Linked DNA regions of Homo sapiens: region 1 is linked to region 2. Evidence: chromatin loops called from intact Hi-C (ENCODE). Cell type or tissue: IMR-90. All regions are shown on one strand. Each heading gives the region's core, and the rest is flanking DNA. Links, peaks and the distances in the headings are about the cores only.

Region 1 (5,386 bases), core at 161-5,160, 290 kb before region 2:
GAGATTAGAGCAAGGAAATTGAGTGTCATATTTAAATACCATATGAATTATATTTGCTAGTTGTGTGGTTTAGGAAATTAGTTGTTTTTTTTTTTGTTATTTTTTTGGAGACAGAGCCTCACTTTGTCGCTCAGGCTGGAGTGCAGTGGCGCCATCATAGCTCACTGCACCCTTGACCTACTGGGCTCAAGTGGTCCTGCCACCTCAGCTTCCCCAGTAGCTGGGACCATAGACACCCACCACCATGCTGGCTAATTTTCATGTGTTTTGTAGAGACAGGGCCTTGCTGTGTTGCCCAGGCTGGTCTCGACTGTTGGGCTTAAGCAATCCTCCTGCCTCAGCCTCCTAAAGTGCTGGGATTGCAGGTGTGAACCGCCATGCCTAGCCAGTTTTTTTATCTTTGGATTTGGCTTCTTATCTGTAAAATAAGTTTTTAAACTTTTAAAAGTGGTTGAAACAAGCCTCTGGTTTCGGGGACTAAGCCTTAAGTGAATTTGTCATATTAATATAAAACCAACAAAAGCTGGCTTACTCCTGTTAAAGTGGGTGTGGGTAGTGAACCTAGCTTCTTCTCTGTCCTGCTATCTACTTGCTCCTAAAGTGGCCCCTGTTATACATCTGTGGTAATTCAGCTCCATGGAACACTGTTTGAAGCCCACTGGACTAATTAATCACTGAAGTTTTCTTCCATTGCTAAGGTTGTGCAATTCTGATAAAAGCTTTGGCATGTTAATTATGCAAAATAATAGACTTTAAAGAGAAGGACGATCAAGGCCGGGCGCAGTGGCTCACGCCTGTAATCCCAGCACTTTGGGAGGCCAAGGTGGGTGGATCACGAGGTCAGGAGATTGAGACCATCCTGGCTAACATGGTGAAACCCTGTCTCTACTAAAAATACAAAAAATTAGCCGGGCTTGGTGGCGGGCACCTGTAGTCCCAGCAACTCAGGAGGCTGAGGCAGGAGAATGGCGTGAACCTGGGAGGCGGAGCTTGCAGTGAGCCGAGATCGCGCCACTGTACTCCAGCCTGGGTGACAGAGCGAGAATCTGTCTTAAAAAAAAAAAAAAAAAAAAAAAGGACGATAAATGATTCTAGAAATACTAATAAAGATCTTTGTGAAGGACTGTCTTCAGAATTTTAAGTCATACTTCTGATACTTTAAGATGAATAGCTTGTTACATGAAACTAGGGACAGTGGTTAACAATGGTTAACAGTGTCTTGTGCTAGAAGGTTGTAATTATAGTGGATGGTTAGGGAGAAGCTTAAGCTTCTTACCATGTTTTCAAATGTTAAGAATTTTGCTAGAGAGAATGAGAGAAAAAAATCTATTAAGGAGATACTCTTAAGGCGGTGGTTTCTAAAATTATTATCTCAGTTTATCCTTTAGATTTTTGCCACATCTAAATAGCCTCTCTACTGAAATATACTTAGTATTTCACTATTTTTTAAAATGAGTTAACTTAAAAAAAACCTTGCCTCTTCCTAAGCGTGATTATTAGTGAGGTGTCATGAATTTTATTTGCAAGTTACAATTTTCTAATATACATTATACACATTAAAAATAATTACATAATTATTAAAATGAAAAGCTTTATATACTTAATACTTAAAATCATCTTGTGAACCATCAGTTGTACACATTCCACACACAAGATAGTGGTTCCTAATTATGCAGAAGGTAAGAAGACAAATTATCAGTTTTAGCAAAGGAGCAGAAAATCTTTTATAAACAAAAAAGACTTATAAAGTGGGTCTCTTCAAAATCAATAGCTCATTAATTTTTTTTTTTTTTTCTTGGAGACTGAGTCTCACTCTGTTGCCCAGGCTGGTGTGCAGTGGCGTGATCTTGGCTCACTGCAACCTTCGCCTCCTGGGTTCAAGTGTTTCTCCTGCCTCAGCCACCCGAGTAGCTGGGATTACAGGTGTGCGCCACCACGCCTGGTTAATTTTTGTATTTTTAGTAGAGACGGGGTTTCACCATGATGGCCAGGCTTGTCTCAAACTACTGACCTCAAGTGATCTGCCCACCTCAGCTGCCCAAAGTGCTGGGATTACAGGCATGAGCCACCGTGTCCAGCCTCATTAATCTTTAAATCTAGTTTTCATGTTTTTACTTTTAAGTACTTTTTTTGTTTAATACTTTTTTTGGGAAATGAGGTCTGTCTTTGTTGCCTGGGCTGGTCTCAAACTCCTGGGTTCAGGTGAGCCTCCTGCCTAAGCCTCCCAAGTAGTTGGGACTAGAGGTGTAAGGCATCATGCCCTGCTTAACTTTAAATACTCTCAGAGATCCTAACCTGCTGTGTTTCTTTCTAATTGGCACCTTACAAACAACAACAACAACAATGAAGTAAACTTTTCTGGTGAGGCATTGTTGTATTACAAAACTTTTGTTCTTTAGTGCTTGCTGAACTCAAGAGAACATTCCTGATGATGAAATTGTGATTTTTGACTTAGAAAAGTAATCATGGCATCAAGCTTCTTAAGGCAAATACTATAATCAGATTAAATTGTTCTGTGTTTTAAATGTAAAATATACTTAACAAATGTAATAAGTCAATAAATATTGATTTTATTTCTGAGAAGTCAATGTTTCTACTTTCTTTTGAATAATAGCTGAAGTCTGGGATCAAGAGTTTGACCCCGTCATGGTCATTCTTCGAACAGTTTACCGTAGAGATGTGCAGTCTGCAATGGACAGATATACTGCATTGTAAGTCCATCAAATTGATTAGCATCATAACAGTATTTTATATTTATATGGAAAAATTTCAGTGATAACACAGATATGATATGCTCTCATTAAAGTATACTTTCATTCTTTAAAGGTGAAAATAATAATTTAAGGTTTAAAAAATAATCTGGTGGAGATTTATGTTAAGATCTTTATCCAAAATTTGATGTTAATCTGATAAATTTAGAACATGATCACTAAATTAAAAAACAGAAACTTATTTAGTTGCTGTTCCATCAGTGGAATTAAAGGCTTGGTTTTGTGTTGTTCTACTTTTGAACCAGTAGGGGAGGCACAAGTTAAGAGAATAGAATTCTCTGACATCAGAGATGGTGACGGGTGTCTGTAATAAGTGAACATATTTCTGTGTTCATGACAACTGGGAAAATAGCCAAAGCAAAATTAATTTTACTTGTAAATATTTAACAAAATAGTTTACGGTATTGATGACTGCAGAAGACAAAAATTTTGAAAGATATCTTTTAAATGCAGAATTCAATTTTGTATGTTATTGTAAATTGTAGACCATTGTAAATGTATTATTTCACCTCTTTTTAAACCTTAATAGTTAATATTATATTGCCAAATATCACAAGATATCATCTTTTACTTGTGCTTTCCTACAGCTAAAGTTAAACATTTAAAAAGCAAGTTTAAATGATGCAAATGTCCTTGATTTTGAGAAAGTATTAGTACTTATCCAGATAACTATCAAAGTGAAACTTCTCTTTTGCCAAGACTTTGCAGTAATAGAAATATCTATCACAGACAAATATCTGAAGAAAATTTTTAATGTGGAATTTTAATTCACTTCCTCCCCCAAACAAAACCAAAACGATCTTTAAATCAATAACAACAACAACAACAACAACAACAACCCAGTTCAGCCATCGGCATCTCTCTCTCCGTTTCTCTAAACCCTTGGAGAAATTAGACTGAGGTTCTCTTTCTCTGGTTTCTTAACTCCCTCTTTTTCTGCTTTTCATATAGTTTTGTAAAAATGTACTTGCTTGTAGTCTTTTACTTAACTCTTAGCTCCTTGAGGGAATATATTTTTATCTCTGTATCTCGTCTACATCTTTAATACTTATCTCAATTCTGGCACTTAGTAGGTATTCATAATATATTTGTTGAATAAATAAATTTGAGTAATTCCTGTTGAAAAATTGAAAAATGAAGAAAATTGGGAAGAAGCATTTGCATGGAAAACCTTATTGAGACTTCATAAACACCAGTCTTAAATGGCTCTGCCTTTTTTTCAGGGTAGTGATGATGGTTAGTTGTTTTGAATGTATAAGAATTAAGTAAATTTTATTCTCTTTTACTTTGTAGTTACTAGAAATTTGTACTGAGATTGGGCTGAAACTTTCAAAGCTTTGAAGGAATCATTAAATAATGTAATCAATTTTAAATGGGAAATTTTATTTAACAGTACATATTTATTGAATGCTCTGCCTCGGCCTCCCAAAGTGTTGGGATTACACACATGAGCCACCGTGCCTGGCCGATTTGTTTGCTATTGATCATTTTCATCTGCTTTTTAATTTTAAGGGACAAAAAGTGGCTTAACTGATTATACTGGGAGGGATCTTTTCTTATTTGTAAGCAGGCCTTTTGGAGGTCATCTTGCAAACTAAAATGAAAAATGGTCAGATAAATTTAAACTTTTGTGTTCTCACAATTTAGCTCTGTGCCAGGCACTTTAAAGGCAATCAGTAAATATTTGTTAAACGAATGAAAAGTAGATTTCTTTCAGTTTTTGTGCTGAGAGTTTAAGTGAAAGTAAGCCGTTTGCTTTATGTGATGCTTAGATGCTTAGAATTTTAGGCTCTTATTGCTGGAAAAGGCCTTTAAGATCTAGTCCAGGTTTTATAAAAGCGTCTTGTGGGCCATCACTGGAAGACAGAGTTGGGCAACAGCAAGAAGAGGCTTAAGCGAGTGAAAGTGGCTCATCCTGCTTCCCTCACTCCCTTCCAAATACCCCTGAGTGGGCATTCAACTCTTAAAAAGAAAACAAAAACAATACAACAACAACAAAGCAAACCAGCAGTTGGAAAACCATCCATTCATTTCAGTGTTATATTTTATATATGAAGACATTGTGGCTCAGAAAAGCTCAGTGAAAATATGTCTGTTTTTTGTTTGTTTGTTTTTGAGACAAGGTCTCACTTTGTCACCCAGGCTGGAGTGCAGTGGCGTGATCATAGCCCACTGCAGCCTCCAACTTCTGGACTCAAGTGATCTTCCCATCTTACCCCCCTGAGTAGCTAGGACTACAGGTGCACACCACCATGCCTGGCTAATTGTTTAAAAGTGTTTTGTAGAGGTGGGTTCTTGCTATATTGCGCAGGCTGGTGTTGAACTCTTAGTCTCAAGTGATCTTCCTGTCTCAGCCGCCCATAGTGCTAGGATTATAGATGTGAGCCATTGTGCCCAGTGAAATATGTCTGACAGTGGCAGTGTTGTTAGAACTATGAGCTAGGCCATTTCCAAAGATAGAAATGATTTCATAAAGCATCTGTTTTAAATTCAACTGTAAAGTACATTTTTTAAAATATGTAATTTCTTATATTTCTGTTGCCTCCTGTCTCCCATCTTGAAGGTTAATGGCTGCTGCCCCATGTTTGAAAGTATGATGTATGAGTTTATATATA
Region 2 (5,386 bases), core at 213-5,212:
GCAGGAGAATTGTTTGAACCCGGGAGGCAGAGGTTGCAGTGAGCAGAGATGCCACCACTGCACTTCAGCCTGGGTGACAGAGTTAGACTCTGTCTCTCAAAAAAAAAAAAAATCTGTTGAATGAATGAATGCATCCATCTGTAAGAAAGCCAAAGGGATAAGATGCACTTGCAGGACAGTTTGAGGACGGCTTCACAACTATTGATATTAGCAAATTTGTCTGTAGATTTAGATCTGTTCTGAAAGGAAAGCATAACTAAGGTCACTCAACTAATATTTGGGGTGATATAACACGGAAGATGGTATTCCTGTTCTACTCTAGAGCAAATTGGTATTTTCAAAATCACAAAATATAATTAAGAGAAGCATTTTCTTGGCTTTGTACATTTATGTATAAATGGCTTTGTACATTTATTAAGAGGTGTTTGTGGCCGGGTGTGGTGGCTCATACCTGTAATCCCAGCACTTTGGGAGGCCAAGGTGGGCAGATCACGAGGTCAGGAGATCGAGACCATCCTGGCTAACACAGTGAAACCCTGTCTCTACTAAAAATACAAAAAATTAGCTGGGCATGGTGGCGGGTGCCTGTAGTCCCAGCTACTCAGGAGGCTGAGCAAGAAGAATGGCGTGAACCCGGAAGGCGGAGCTTGCAGTGAGCCGAGATTGTGCCACTGCACTCCAGCCTGGGAGACAGAGTGAGACTCCGTCTCAAAAACAAAACAAAACAAAACAAAACAATCAAAAAAGAGGTGTTTCTGACTTTCCAACTTTAACTGGATTGAATAAAATATGTGGAGTGTTGACCGGGAGCGGTGGCTCACGCCTGTAATCCCAGCACTTTGGAAGGCGGAGGCAGGCGAATCACAAGGTCAGGAGATCGAGACCATCCTGGCTAACACGGTGAAACCCCATCTCTACTAAAAATACAAAAATTAGCCTGGCAGGATGGCAGGGGCCTGTAGTCCCAGCTACTCGGGAGGCTGAGGCAGGAGAGTGGCGTGAACCCGGGAGGCAGAGCTTGCAGTGAGCCAAGATTGCACCACTGCACTCCAGCCTGGGCGACAGAGCCAGATTCCGTCTCAAAAAAAAAAAAAAAAAAAAAAAAAATGGAGTGTTTCTGTAGGGGACAGTTTATGGTGAGCTTTTTGCTCAGATTCCCTGGAAGTGGTTCCCCTGTTAGCTGGGAAAAGCCAGCACTGCATCCTGCCTGTTGCAGTGGATCAATTGAAAAGTAAGCAGTTTAAGGTATGGACACCTTGACAGCACGTTGCAGGAGTGAATGTCTGACTGTTCAAGTGCAGGATTCTCTCAGGATGTGTGATTGTGTCCAGTATGCTCTGGGACCCAGGCTGTAGCTCTTGGGAATCAGGCCTGCACTATTCTCACATTTTTATTTTCTAAATGGAGAAGCATTTTTTCCAACAAAGTCTCTTTTTGCGCCATAATCCTCCATAGGAATGTCCACAAGAACAACCTTCCATTTTTCAATTCAATTCAACAAGCATTTATATTGTCCATCTGAGCAATGCTTTGGGTCAAGAACAGTCCTTGAAAGTATAATCAGTAATGGTTCAAATTAACACTGTCTTCATATGATGGCCTGTGTGGTATATTGATCCTGATATGCTTTCACTTCTGCTTGTATGAATAAGTGGTCTTTAGATTAAATACGACAATGCACGCAATACCAATGCCAGTGGAATAAGAGCATTGCAGATGACTTGTGCTTTATTTTTAAAATGCAGCTGAGAGATCCTTGATCCTATTTTATTTTTGAGGAATTGAACCAAATTGTTTTTTCCCTTTTTTATTTCCATTTTTATTCCACAAGCTTGAGTAAGTGTAATATTTAATTCAGGTAGCTATTCTACAAACCGGGTAGCTAATGGAATGTGACCACAGTACAATCAAATGTTGATGAGCAGTCAAGACACACAGTTCACTGGGGCACCTCAAAGCTGCAGCATGAAATGACTATCATATTGTCAATACTCCCTACTCATTTTCTCTTACTACCTCATTTGGACACTACTAAAGTTGAAAGATACTGGCAGAGTAGTATCAACTCAGCAGTGTAGGAGAAGAGTTCTGTGGGATGCCCTTAGTGTATTAGAACTTTGAAACAATACTACTGGGGAAATAAATTGCTTGGCATAATAAAAGGGTTAATCTAAAAGTCAAGATCAGTAGAATTTTTTTTTAAAAGATGGGGTCTTACCATGTTGCCCAGGCTGGTCTCCAACTCCTAAGCTCAAGCATTCCTTCTGCTTCAGCCTCCCGAGTAGCTGGGACTACAGGGCATGCCCCAACATGCCTGGCTTAAGATCAGAACAATTTTTTATAAACTAAACACACTGTATGTGAGTAGCATACTGTGACTACAGGAAAGATTATCTTAAGAGAGAAAGAAAAATTTCACATGGAGACTATTTAGGAGATTATCATGAGCAAAATAACTTGAACAATAGATAATTAAGTTTCTCGTATAATAAGATCAGAGGTAGTTTGTTCCGGAGTTTGTTGATTTAGCAGCTCATAATAATAGAGTCATGAAAACTTCCGATTTTTAAATCTCCCTGGCTATGACTGCTGCAAGCTGCATGGCTTCATTGTTCTGGGACTGACTTTAGGGCAGTTATGACAACAGTGCCTGTGAATATCTGAGGGGCAGTAGTGGCTCCAACATGCCAATAGCCACAGGTGAAGGCACTCATGGTGCAACCAAACAGCGAGAAGTTAAAGTGGGTTTTCCTCCTCTCTTGGGGTTGAAGACTTTTCCACCCTATATTTATTTTCCCGGTCTGCTGTAATCAAGTAGTACAAACTGGGTAGCTTTAAACAACAGAAATATATTATCTCACACTTCTGGAGGCTAGAAATCTGAAACCAAGATGCCAGCAGGCTTCCTCTGAAGCCTCTAGGGGAGGGATCTTGCTTTGTCTCTTCCCAGCTACTGGAGGTTTGCTGGTGATCTTTGGTGTTCCCTGGCTTGCAAGCTGCGTAACTCCAGTCTCTGCCTTTGTAGTGCCGTGGTATTTTCTCTGTGTGTCTTCACATGTCCATGACTTCTTATAAGAACACCAGTCCCGTCGGATTAGAGGCCCACCCTACTCCAGTATGACCTCATCTGAATTCAACTAATTGTATATACAGTGACCCTATTTCCAAATAAGTTCACGTTCTGAGATTCTGGGGGCTAGGACTTAAATGTATCTTTTTTTTGGAGGACACAGTTCAACCAATAACAAGCTCCCAAATACTAATATTTAGCACCCTTCCTTTGTATTAAATCATTCAAGTTTCCAAGGTAATTAGTCAACTATTTAGAACCTGCAGGGCTGCAGGTTATAGATGCTAGCATAGTGAGAGGCTCAGCTTTGCCTGTTTACACACACATACACAACCACCTCCCCTACTCCACACACACCACACACATAGACTGTCTGCACTCTCTCAGCCTTTGGTGTTTGAGGCAAACGTGGTTCTTTCTGAAGGTACAAAGCATACCAAATTGCCTTCCTGTGTGGGCGCCCAACACCCCCAGACTTTTGTTCTCTCCTACCTACTCTCAGGCAAAGCATTTTTAAAATTATTATTATCTCCTGAGATGTTTGGCCAGCTCATAGTCACTTCCTTGAACCTTCTCTTTACCTGATTAAGCCTCTCTGGTCTCCTGACCTAAAACTTTAGCCTGCATTTTATGCACTTAAAAAAACTCACAAAAACAACACAGTCTTCCTATTAGCCATGTTTATTATCTCTTTTCTCCTCCACTATCTCCTGACAGCCAATTTCTTATAGTAAGTAATATGAATAATAGTATCCCACATTTGCGTAGAATTTTTACAAATAGTATTTTAAAAACACTGTCATCTACCTGTGAGAGTGCCACTCGGGCATGATTACATTGATGTTGTAGATAAAGAATCTAAGGCTTTGTCAGGCCAAGTGTCCATAGACACAGAGTGGGTAGGTGGGTAATGGTGACTGGAATCCATATTTTGTGACTTATTCAACTAAGGGATTTCCAATGTAACCCGTGTCCGCTGTTAATATTGCTCAACCAATTTTTATATCAAACACATGCCAGGTAATATCCTGGCCTATAGCAAAAGGGATACAAGCCTAGTTTATGTTGATTAATGGTAATGGCAGGGGGTTAGGGGTAGTTGATACCTAAAAAACTTTTTCTACCATCACATATAGCAAAGAATTAAACTCAGTGTTTGTAAGTGACTGAAACCCAAGAGAAAGAACCAATGTTGTCATTATCGTTTTTATTGAGGACACCAGTAGACTTTGAAAATAATGGCTTATATTTAGCTGATGTACACTGTGTGGCCAGGCTGGTTGTTAAGATATTAAACTATTCATTCTGGATGGTAAATGGCTGCCATCCAGAGCCCCTTGAGTGCTCCTCAGCCACCAGAGGTGCCCTGTCTTTTACCCTGGGACATTTCTGACCTGATGATCCAGTAACTATGGGGGGAAAGGTCTGTTTGACAAGCAGGGATGGCCAGTGCCACATGCCACCTGATTGTCAGATATTTTGAACATTGCACTTGCTAAGCAGAGGCATAGTGGGAAGGAAACTTTCACTTACTGAGGACTGACTCTATACCAGGGACTATGATAGGGGCTTTTAAAATATTTTATTTCATTTTCACAACAGCTCTCAATAGTGGATGTTATTTTCTCCATTTGATCACTGAGGAAAGTGAGGCTTAAAGAGCTATAGGAGGAATCGAGCCCAAATTCACATACCTAGTAAATATTGAAGCTGTTTGGCTTTTCAGAGAGCATGGGAATGCAAGTCCCATTTTGCAGATGAAGAAACCAAGGCAGGGAAAGGATACTTGTACTCTCACTTTACAGTGTGTTCATATGGGATATTCATTGTGGAAAATGTGTACCAGCTAACTGAGACACCAGCTCATATAACAAAGACACGCAGAGATATAGTGGAAGTATACTCTGAAATTGGAGTGTGAGACATCATTTTAAAAGATGCACATGAAGGACCTATCACCTATAATTTATAGGTTGACTACACTTTGCAATTCCGCCATGCATTAAGGATCTAGTATATGCAGCATCTTCCTAAAACAGCTAACGGTCTGTTTCTGTACTGGAAAACAGACTTGTGGATAAAATAAACATTTGCTTCTTTTCAGAAAATTCTCCCCCTCTTTACTTCCATCTGCTCATTGTTGCAAACAAGAGCTAATCAGCTGAGCAGAGAAACAGATGTGCTGTGACGGCTCCAAAAATGGGTCTCTCTCTGCCTGGCAAAGGGTCGTTGACAAGGGACGGTTGCCATAACAACTAGCTTACACTAATGCAGAAATATCGCAAGCTTTTTGCAGCCACTCTTGCCTTTGTTAAT

Evidence for each region. A loop is a pair of places that touch in the nucleus more often than their neighbours do. Peaks named below come from ENCODE experiments on the same cell type or tissue, not always from the same donor. Only the 100,000 strongest peaks of a DNase experiment are listed, where the experiment ranks them.
Region 1: it touches region 2 in a loop (2.8-fold over the local background); 13 of 110 quality-filtered maps call a loop at or near these places.

Annotation. Positions count from the first base shown.
Region 1 is chr2:169,930,298-169,935,683 of GRCh38, forward strand. UBR3 (ubiquitin protein ligase E3 component n-recognin 3) reads left to right here. Exons shown (of 39, transcript NM_172070.4): 19 at 2,615-2,711. Among named protein-coding and RNA genes, the nearest start is that of UBR3, 110 kb to the left of the region's middle. In IMR-90, for the core only: a CTCF peak has its summit at 3,020; no DNase peak of the experiment used is centred there.
Region 2 is chr2:170,219,548-170,224,933 of GRCh38, forward strand. All of the region lies in intron 6 of MYO3B (myosin IIIB), which reads left to right. Among named protein-coding and RNA genes, the nearest start is that of MYO3B, 44 kb to the left of the region's middle. RefSeq lists enhancers at 1,446-2,645, 2,241-2,741. In IMR-90, for the core only: no CTCF peak of the experiment used is centred there; a DNase peak (open chromatin) is centred at 2,304; H3K4me3 peaks cover 331 bases; H3K27ac peaks cover 2,048 bases.